Linked DNA regions of Mus musculus: all the other regions are linked to region 1. The links are chromatin loops, found by intact Hi-C in ENCODE. Cell type or tissue: heart. All regions are shown on one strand. Region 1 holds the start of Celf1 (CUGBP, Elav-like family member 1). Region 2 holds the start of Psmc3 (proteasome (prosome, macropain) 26S subunit, ATPase 3). Region 3 overlaps Slc39a13 (solute carrier family 39 (metal ion transporter), member 13). Region 4 overlaps Celf1 (CUGBP, Elav-like family member 1).

What was found. A loop is a pair of places that touch in the nucleus more often than their neighbours do. Peaks named below come from ENCODE experiments on the same cell type or tissue, not always from the same donor. Only the 100,000 strongest peaks of a DNase experiment are listed, where the experiment ranks them.
Region 2: a loop joins it to region 1, with 6 times the contacts of the local background. A loop is called at or near these places in 10 of 42 quality-filtered maps.
Region 3: it touches region 1 in a loop (4-fold over the local background); 10 of 42 quality-filtered maps call a loop at or near these places.
Region 4: a loop joins it to region 1, with 2.1 times the contacts of the local background. A loop is called at or near these places in 4 of 42 quality-filtered maps.

What each region holds. Positions count from the first base shown.
Region 1 is chr2:90,939,348-90,941,847 of GRCm38, reverse strand. Celf1 (CUGBP, Elav-like family member 1) reads right to left here and starts at 1,451. Exons shown (of 14, transcript NM_198683.2): 1 at 1,207-1,451. In heart, a CTCF peak has its summit at 1,547; DNase peaks (open chromatin) are centred at 847, 867 and 1,417; H3K4me3 peaks cover 2,213 bases; H3K27ac peaks cover 1,781 bases.
Region 2 is chr2:91,052,743-91,055,242 of GRCm38, reverse strand. It overlaps Psmc3 (proteasome (prosome, macropain) 26S subunit, ATPase 3), which reads right to left and starts at 1,227. Exons shown (of 12, transcript NM_008948.2): 1 at 912-1,227; 2 at 585-668; 3 at 139-264. The coding sequence starts at 995. It also overlaps Gm13778. In heart, CTCF peaks have their summits at 1,179 and 2,277 (motif pointing right); a DNase peak (open chromatin) is centred at 1,232; H3K4me3 peaks cover 2,041 bases; H3K27ac peaks cover 1,905 bases.
Region 3 is chr2:91,059,797-91,062,296 of GRCm38, reverse strand. It overlaps Slc39a13 (solute carrier family 39 (metal ion transporter), member 13), which reads left to right. Exons shown (of 10, transcript NM_026721.3): 10 at 1-516. Among named protein-coding and RNA genes, the nearest start is that of Psmc3, 7.0 kb to the right of the region's middle. In heart, a CTCF peak has its summit at 995 (motif pointing right); a DNase peak (open chromatin) is centred at 206; H3K27ac peaks cover 203 bases.
Region 4 is chr2:91,017,253-91,019,752 of GRCm38, reverse strand. Celf1 (CUGBP, Elav-like family member 1) reads right to left here. Exons shown (of 14, transcript NM_198683.2): 14 at 256-2,500. Among named protein-coding and RNA genes, the nearest start is that of Gm13777, 13 kb to the left of the region's middle. In heart, a CTCF peak has its summit at 1,134; a DNase peak (open chromatin) is centred at 1,142.

The sequences.
Region 1 (2,500 bases):
CAGAAACCACACTCTCAGGCAATAAAACTACTAATATAAAAACTAGTATAGAGAGAAAAAAAAAATCAGTGCCGTTGCAGTTGGTCCATTCTAACCTCCATGATTTTCCAAGTACACTTGTTAATGCCAAAACCAAAAAGAACTCTAAGCAATTCCATCTGAAGACACCGTCATTCTAAGGATCTAAAAAGAAACAAACTGGAAAAAGTGAAAAAGTGCAATTCAAACCTCTTCAACTCAGAGACTAGAAGACAGAGAAGAGATCTTTTAAAGGTTAAGTTCCTTTTAAGTGTGTGCAAAGGGTGTTTGTAACCTCCTAACAATGCAGACATTATCAACAGAGTCTATGCTCTTTAAAACTGTTCAACAGCTTTTATATACAGCATTAACTCTGAGCACCAGAAAGAGATTCTGTTGTGCTAAACCAAGCTCTGACCAAAATCTCACACTTTCTCCCCGGAATCAGTCTCTAAACCAATGAGAAGCTCCTTAAAAAGCATATGCAATGGTCGGAGAAAATTAAAACAACATCCTGTCAGAACCACCACAACCGAGACACCACTACCGACTTTAAATCCAAAGCCTGGGACCTAGCGAAGAAGGCACCCTCCAGAGCCGTCCCCGCTCCTGGGTGCGAGATTCGAGCCCTGCTACTAGGCCTTGACTGGGCGAGCGAGCACCTGATGTGGGGGGTAGGGCGAGCCAAAGCGGCCCCAGGGCGAGAACTGCAAGAGCTCCGGAGGATCGAGAGGAGCGCTGCCTTCTAGGGGCGGGAATCTAGGACACCCCCGGGGGTGGGCACGAAGAACACGTGGGGCGACAGGGTCAGGGAAGCGGCGTCTCGGGTAGACAGCCGCGATCTCGCCCAGCGGACCCGGAGAGGAGGACTCGGGTGCGGTGCAGGAAGCAAGCCCTCGGGGCCGGGAGAGTGGAGGCAAAGGGCAAGGGAGCCGGGGCCAGGCCACGAGGAGGGCGGGTCTCCCTGGGAGCAGGGGCACGCGCCGGGCGGACGCGAATGGGCCCCCGAGTCCCGAGCAGTCCGCGGCCTGGTCCCCGGGGTGCGGGGAAGCGGGAGCGACCGCACCCGGAGGGCCCTGTGACCCGTAGCCGCCCGAACCTGACCCGCCCCGCGGCGCCTCCCTCCAGCCTCCCTCTCTTTCCCTCCCTTCATCCCGCGGCCCGTTATCCTGCGGCCGCCGCACTCACCAGCGGCTGCACCTGAGCCCGCCGCTGCCTCAGCTGCTGCCTTGCTCCTCCGCAGCCGCCGCTGCCTCGCTGCTGAGGCCGAATCCCGGGGGAGCCTCCGCGTCCCGCCGCCGCCGCCGCCTCTGCCGCTGCCGCTGCCGCCAGAGCAGAACACCCCAAAATGGCGGCACTTCCGGCACCTACCACCGGCGGGGAGGGCCGCCGCGGAGGGGGCGGGCGGCGAAGGGGAACGTACCACCGCGGCGCCGCCCGCCAGCGCCGAGCCGAGCCGAGCGCCGCGCAGGGGCGGGCGGAGGGCCGGCGCTGCAGCGCCCCCTCCGGCCGGGGAGTGAAGGAGCAGTCGCTCTGAAACCCTGGGGGCCGCGGGCGGAGCCCTCAGCCCTGGGAGCTGTAGGGGTGCATCTCTTTGTCTCAGAGCTGCACTGGAGGGAAGACCCCGGCCTGGGAATCTGAAGTTCTTGCCTCTGCGCACCGCACTAGCTGCACCTCTGGCGGGCAAGCAACGCAGCTTGGCAATGAAAAATACACATAATAAATATCGAATGAATGAATGAATGAATGAATGAATGAATGAATGAATGAATGAATGATGGGTGCTTGGCTAACACTGGACGCAGGGCACACCCTTTCTTTTTGCACATCAGCATACAGACAACTGTATCCAGGCCTTCCTTCTGATGGAATGTGTGTTGCAAGCTTTCAGAGTTAGGGAAGTGCCTGTACAGAGATGTTCAACTGCATGCATGCGCAATCTGGCAAAAATCCCTGCGGCACCAGAAAGCTCTTAAGTATTCTATTAAGAGACTACCCAGTCCAAACCTACTCTTCTTGGGAAAAAAAATAACAATTAAAACACTTTTTACGAATCCAGCACCCCCTTTTAGGATTCGGTATTCCTAACCTGCATCTAGCTGGATTCACGCATTAAGTGTGTTGTTTATTACACAAAGTCAGTGAAATGTGAGACAATGAAATGCAGATTGAGAAAACTTAGTTCTGGGAGGTCAGGGCTCCATCAATTTACAAATTACTCATGAGTTGGCAATTATTTCTCTTTATCACTTAGCTTCCTAAAGCAAAATATATATCCACAAATGCCGGTTATACCCTACCCTACCCTACCACACTCACTAAGGCAGCCCCCACCCCTGCCCCAAGCAGCAGCCAAGAGTTTTCCCCTGTGCTAGAGGCACAAACAATCATGTAGATCAAAACAATTAGCCCCTAGGTTGTTCATTATCAAATTACCTAAATTGTACTGTAAAGCTTTGGTTGTTTTTTGTTTTTTTTTTTT
Region 2 (2,500 bases), 110 kb before region 1:
AGAAAATGGCAGAAATCTGTGACACTTCTAAGGTCTTTGCAGACTTAAACATTGCTTTTTACACTCTACCCTATGGGCCCCATCCCTAGATGTCTCCAAGCCTCCTGCCTCCTCCTCTTCCCACACACAGACACACACCTCGATGACATTGGAGACAAGGTACGGCAGGGTTTTGTTCACTTTGATTTTCTCACTGTTCTCTTTGATTTTGTCTTTCATGGCTTGGAGTTCATGGGTGACTCGCAATACTTCACTCTTCATGATCTGGGATAAGAGAAAACCAATGTTCAACCCTGATTCAGCCTGCATTCATTACAGCCCTCTAATAGATGAGGTCCAGGTTACCCGGGAGACCCATCCAACCAGATCTCAGGCTTTCTGAAGGCCCAGCCTGTACATGTCCAAACTGCAGAGGTCAGGACAAGAGGCCAGTGGGAAAACCTCCTGACAAAGCGGCTGTGGGACAGGGCTAGGTATTTTCCATGGGTTTGAGTGTGAATTCATCCCTCTCTGAGCCTCGGGTTCCTCATCTGTAAAATGGAGATCTGAGAACTCCGCTGCCTGCACCGGAGCCAGGAGCCCACCTTGATCTCGCTGTCTAACAGCCGTGTGCGCTGGACAATCTCTTCCGTGGACATCTTGAGCACCTCCTCCCCAATGCCATCTTGCTGTTCAAATAAGAGAAGAAGTACTTATTTACTGTAACTCAGAGCTGCCATCCCACGGTCCCACAGCCCCCTCAGCGCCTGCTTCCTTAACCCAACAGCAGGATGAAGTCGGGACAACCCAAGAAGCTCTGCAACCAGTCCAGACCGGACCTGGCCTTCCAGCCACCTCCTTTCCCGGCCTCCAAGAACGTCTAACCTTATAGCCCAAACTTTGGGACGCCCCTCAGGTCTCCCAACACTCACCTCAGCTTCATCCCACACGGTCGCCATCTTCTCCTGCCGAGTCACTGGACTCTCGGGCGTCGGCAGCAGATTCATTTCCTGCATGAAGAGGCCGAAACTGGGAGTGCGCACGAGCCCCTGAGGGAGCCCAGCGCAGCCTTTCTCAACGTCTTCTCTCCACCCGTGGAGAACTTCACCCGCGATTCCTGACGCGACAGAACGGGTTCTGTCCGCGTCTCCGAGCGAATCTGCCGCTGGGACTCCACGAACCAAACCGAGGCTACAGGGCCCGCCCCGTGGCTCGCCGGTTGCTCCGGTTTGTGCGGGAGCGAGGGCTGGGCTGCTATTGGCCGGCGTACAGGCGGGGCGGGGCTTGCTGCACAACCGGAAGAGGCGGGAGGCAGGAGAAAGCCGCGGAGTCTTTCGGGAAATGCAGTTTTTAGCCTGGCGGATAACTGAAAAGGAGTTTGCACAGGTGCCGGTGCAATCTAAGAACCCAGGTAAACTTGGAATTCACGGATTTGCAAAATGTCCAGTGTGGTGGCGCATGCCTTTAGTCCCAGAACTCTGGAGGCAGAGGTAGGCGGATCTCTGAGTTTAAGGTTAGCCTGGTCTAGAGTGAGTCCAGGAGAGCTAAGGCTACACAAAGAAACTCTTGTCTCAAAAACCAAAAACAAAAGGGAGGGAGGAAGAGGGGGGGGGGAGAGGGAGAGAGAGAGAGAGAGAGAGAGAGAGAGAGAGAGAGAGAGAGAGAGAGAGAGAGAGAGAGAGAGAGAGAGAGAGAGAGAGAGAGAGAGAGAGAAAGAAAGAGAAAGAAAGAAAGAGAAAGGTTGAAAAGAAACTGCTAGGTTTGATGGCACATGCCTGTCATCACAGACACTGAGCCACTGCAAAGATGAAGCAGAAGGATTGCTGCATATTAAGGCCACCCTGTGCTACATAGTGTATTTCTAGCTATTCTGGTCACACTGTGAGTCTTAAACAAAAATAGCCTAACAAAACCCAGATAAACCATTGCTTCTACTAATATTAATGCAGATCTAACTGTCCACATAGGGAAGTTATTTTTGTTACAATGTACTGTATATATGTTTCTACTCTTGTTTAAAGTATTATATCTACACAACTCATGTGCTGTAAAGTTCTAGTCCTTTAAAAAATTTTATTTATTTATTTTGATTTTTCGAGACAGGGTTTCTCTGTGTAGCCCTGGCTGTCCTGGAACTCACTCTATAGACGAGGCTGGCTTGAATTCAGAAATTCACCTGCCTCTGCCTCTGCCTCTGCCTCTCAAGTTCTGAAATTAAAGGCCACCACTGACTGGCAGATTTATTTATTATTATAAATAAGTACACTGTAGCGATCTTCAAATGAACCAGAAGAGGGTGTCAGATCTCATTATGGGTGGTTGTGAGTCACCATGTGGTTGCTTGGGACTTTCAGAAGAGCAGTCTTACCTACTGAGCCATCTCTGCAGCCCAAGTTCTAGTCCCTGAAAGCTGCTATTACAAACTGTTTAGGATAATCTGAAAGGCAAGTTAGTAATTAGTTACCCATAAATAATGACATTTATGGTCATGTTAGATACTAGTTTAGTTAATTACAGAAAT
Region 3 (2,500 bases), 120 kb before region 1:
TGGCTAGCACGTTTCCCCAACAAATATTCCCTGGCCACACGGGCAGCTCTCACCACCTCCAGCTGCCAAACAGCAGCCTGCAAGTCAGCAAGTAGTCCAGGCTAGCCGTCTCTCAGCACAGCTCTCCGGGATGCTCCTGCCAGCACAGGGTCCAGCAGGCATGCATGCCCCAGGCAGAGACAGTGAGCCTTGCTGCCCTCTCCAGCTCAGGGGCCCTTGTCCTTTGGGTTAAGAGTAAGATGGGGGTGGTGAGGGCTCCACATTGTCAGTGCTCAGGAATGTGAACTGGAAGAATGCTGAAGCCATAATCCCCAACTATTTCCCTTGGCTGACACCCAGGTACTCAGCTGGCCCAATCTACAGCCAGACTCCAGCCCTGCTGCTCAACTGTGGATGTTAGAGATGTGGCCACTGAAGAGTCTGACTGATCCACAGCAGTTATGCTGTGGCTCATCTTTATCTGTAAATACTTGTTCTGTAGATATAAATAAATTACTTAGACCGGCTGCCTCTTCCACATACTAGGGCTGTCAAACAGCTCTTCCTAAGTGCTCTTGACAGGTCTGTTACACTTGCTGTGCATCTCAAATGGTTTCCTATTTTCCTGCCATGTTTCATTGTTGGCTTTTTATCCCAGTAATGCTTGAGCACCAATTTGAGCCTTCCTCACCATTGGTGATCTTATGGATGTAAAAAGCCAAGGTATTTATTTCCCTGTTCCCCTTTAACAGTTCTCACCTGGGGACTTAGAGCTACAAAGTCATCTCCTTTTACTTCAGTGAGATTGTAGTTCATTTAAGAAAGCTAGGTGTGGTGTCAGACTGTAATATCAGCAACCAGGAATGGAGACAGCAGAGGAATCTGGAGTTAAAAGGCCAGCCTTCGCTACTTAAGACCCTGTCTCACTTGAGCCTCCCCACACCACCCATTTCCCTAACATGGGCTGGAGAAGAGGGTCTTTACCAAGCTCCCTTCCTCTGACTGCACCATTATCCTCACACAGCAGGGGGCACTGCATCTCCATCGGTAGCTGAAGGAGAATCCTCCACTTTTCCCAACCAATAAACAGCCTTCAGCAGCTCACTGGTTGGGACAAACCATCTGTGTGGTGCACAGATGAGCCCAGAGTAAGTAGGTGGGAAACAGAATCTGCCACGCCCTTAACTGGGAATGCTCAGCTGCCAGTGTCCCATCAGCACAACAGTCAAGAGGGAGATAGTCAAGAGGGAGATCTTCCACCTAAGCTGACCTAAGATAAGGGACCAAAGCCTAAAAGGTCCAAGCCCAGCTGTCTTTACTGTCAGCAGGTGCTCAATGAGGGCTGCCGCTGCCTGCCTGTCACATGAGCCCTGCAGGAGGCTGATAAGCACAGGCCACCCCTGTCCCTGTCCACCACTTTACTCAGCCTCAAGGGATAGAGAAGAGGATCCTGCGATGCTGTGAGGGAGAAGGGAAGGTGAGGGTGGTGCCTACACTCGCTTGTTTCATGGCCAAGAGTAAATCCCATCTGGTTAGGAAGACAGGACACCTACATGTAGGCCAGAGAACAAAAATCACACTTTAGCTGCTGAGCGCCTGGAGCAAGATGGAGCCACACCATAATCGACAGGCAGCACATGGGTAGGGGAAAGCTAGAGAGCGAGCAAGGTGGCCTGCAGAGGTATGCCTGTAGCTTGCAGTAGTCATGTCCGCTCGGGAAAGGGGAGGGGAAGAAGAAAGGAGCAGTGCTTTTTTTTTTTTTTTGCCTCTTTTGGGCAATAAAGTGGAAATTTTTTGAGGATTAACAACTTTGAAAGGCCTTTCAAAGGTTGCCAAAGCCACTGGTAAAACAGCTGGCTGGAAAGTTGAATGATGGGCCAGACAAGGTGGCACACAGCTTAAATTCCAGCACTCTTGAAACTAATCTCAGGGGCCACAGGCCAACCTTGTCTACATAAAGTTCCAGGCTAGCAAGACTACCTGTAAGACCTTGTCAAAAAAAAAAAAAAAAAAGTGACTGATGGGTTTGAATCCCTGCTGTGCCCTCACAACAGTGCACTTTCAGCGCAGCTGCCCAATCGCACCTGTAAAATGAGGACACCCAGGCCAGGGAGATGGAGCTATCGATAGACACACTCACAGCATAACCTGAGTTCTCAGGATCCAGGTAAATACACGGACTCTCTAGTCGCTATCCTGATAAAAGTTATGCATTAAGACCTATTTAGGGGCTGGGGAATGTATCTTATAGTTGGCAGAGTTCGTACCTAACAAATACTAAATCCTAGGTTCCATTCCAGTGCCACATAAAACTGGGAATGGTGGGACATGCCTGTAACCTCAGCACTTGGGGCAGCAAGAATAGGGCTGGCAAGACCACAGCAGACTGAAGGCTGTGGGGCTTCATACGGAGCAGGGCAGACGGCAGAACTCAGTTGGTGAGAAAACAGCGTGGATCTTGCTAAAGGTTAGTTCGTGAACCAGAAAAAATGAGAAAGAGCTAATAAAGTCATGGAAAAAT
Region 4 (2,500 bases), 78 kb before region 1:
CATATTATGGTTACTTTGTAGAATGCAGACATGTCACACAACTAGCATTCCAGAGAGAAACTGTCTTTTCCTTCGGGAGCTCTGTGTGACTTCAGCTGAATTATCAATAGGTTCTGTCAGCATGGAAGTCACCCACATCCCATCCCATCCCATCCCATCCCATCCCATCCCATCCCATCCCATCCCATCCCATCCCATCCCATCCCCTCCCCTCCCCCCCTTTCCCGGGCAATTGACAACGCAGAAGACAAACAGTTCTTCTCAAACAGTTTAATAGCAAATAAACAAAGGAAGGTACCACACTTGGCAGATACAAAATGACTTTTTGTCTGTGTGTCTGTGCAATTAAAACAGATTTAGGTTCCCCATTGGGACAAAAGGAAACACACACAAAAAGGAAGGAGAGTCCTTTTAAACACATACTCCCTTGCTCCAAACTTTTAACAACTTTTTCTTTTTTTAATCCACTACACAAACTGTGATTAGGTAAGAAAAGCGACACGGGCTCTTCTTGCCCTTTTTTTTTTTTAAAAACCATTAAAGCAAAATCCATAATTTTCTACAGAGTACAACACAAGTTCACACACAAAAGACATCTTTTATAAATCAAACAGGAAAAAAGGAAAGCTCAAACAAGGTCAAGAAAAGCATTTCTACGGCTGAATCACGACTTTGAGTTGATTGAATCCCGTTGTTGCTGCAGAACAGACTGTGCGTTTGGTCATAGTGGCAATTTTTTTCTCTTCACATTGTGAAATCACTTTACATTGTTTTCTAGTAGAAAAGGCAAAAAACTGTACAAAACCCCTAGTGTTAAATACAACGTTTGTACCAATAAAAAACTCACACAGGTTTGTCTCCAAAATGTAAAGTTTCTTTTTTTTTTCTTTTTAAATTATTCACAAAAAGCAGCTGGAAATCAGAAAGGCAGCTGCCGCTCCAGGGTCTCAAATCCATTAAAACCACTACGGAACAATTAAAACAATCAGAGAGAAAAGGAAAAGGAAACAATGTCCAACATTTGGCATTTGGTTTTATCCACAGGTTTTCCCAGAGCTCCTCTTGGAATCGAAAGCAAACTATATTGGCAAGCCCAGCTTCTCAGTACACAGGAAGGGGACCGCAGCACCTCCTGCCGACAGAGGCGCTCTGTGCAGTCAGACTGTGGGCACACAGCAGGCTCTCTCATGCTAGGCGCTGGCATCCTACCACCCCTTCCAGGACCTTAAGCAGCATACTTAAGTCCCCCACTTGGCTGCCATTTCTTCCTAGTAAGGTGGCCTCAAGCATAATATATTGGGCAACCTGTAGGGGTCCCAGAGCAGAAACTGTGCTGGAGTTCCTTCAACACCAGGCAGAGAGTGGATGATGCCAGACCGTGCTTCTCTCCCCACCCCCATCCTTTGCTGCACCTTGCCACCCTTTCCTGGACAACCTTGCTTCCACTTTCCCTCCCACCAGTGCTTAAGTCTCAGTGGGATCTGTCAAAAATCCTCCCTGCAGCCTCTGCTCTTCACAGATCCATCCCTGTCTACTCATTTCCTCTAGCCTCTCCTCCTCTATTCACATTCTTCCAAGTCCCCAAGACCCTGAGGCTGGATGGTGCTACAAGAGAAGAGGGTAAGTTTCCCTTAGGAAACCAAAGAACTGGCTGGCCTGGCACCCGGGAACAGTAGCTATCTGGCTCTTCACCCAATTTAAAAACAGTTTCTTGCCCTTACCCCAACTCTATTAGCTAAGTAAGAGCAGAGCCATAGTGAAGAGCCAGTGCGGGGTGGTTGGTGCCCAGAGCTGTAAACAGTGTGAAGACTGTAGTATTTATTGTGCTTGTCACCTAGGGAAAGCGCAGGCAGGCAGGTATATTGCCACTCAGTGCACCGATGGCCTCCTCTGGGTAATCAGAAGTACTGCCCGCCTGCCCTCCCTCCCTCCGTGATCTAGCCTTGATGCCCTAAGCATCCTGCCTACCCACAGCCACCTTTGGTTCTGCTTCTGCCTCTGGCCCCCTGTACTCCCTGAGCAGAGCAGCCAGCCTCCTGGATCCCCCACTGAGACCTGGAGGCCACCACAAAGAGTGACAGTCTAAGTGCACAGGCAAACACTCTAAGGGCAATAGAGGAGAAAGTTGCCACTTCAAAATAAAACGATACAATCTTGAGAAAAAAAATCAACCCCATAACAATTTAAAACATCTTCTTTGAAACCCCTTTAAATCAGTCAGTTTTTGCACAAACTATAGAAAACAGAGAGGTGAAGGTGATACATACGAAGGTGTGAAGAAACAGCAGGAAACATGCACAACTTGTTTTTTCTGGGCATAATCTTAGTAGGAAAGGAAAAATTCAAAACAAAAAGGCAAAAGAATACAAAACCCAAAAAAGTTGAAAGCATCACATTTTGCTGTGGAGACTGTAGGAAGAAGCACGGGTGTGAGCTGGCTGAGCCGAGGGGAGGGGAGGGGAAGAGGGACCCTAGGGCTTCCCTGCAGGGCTGCTTCAGG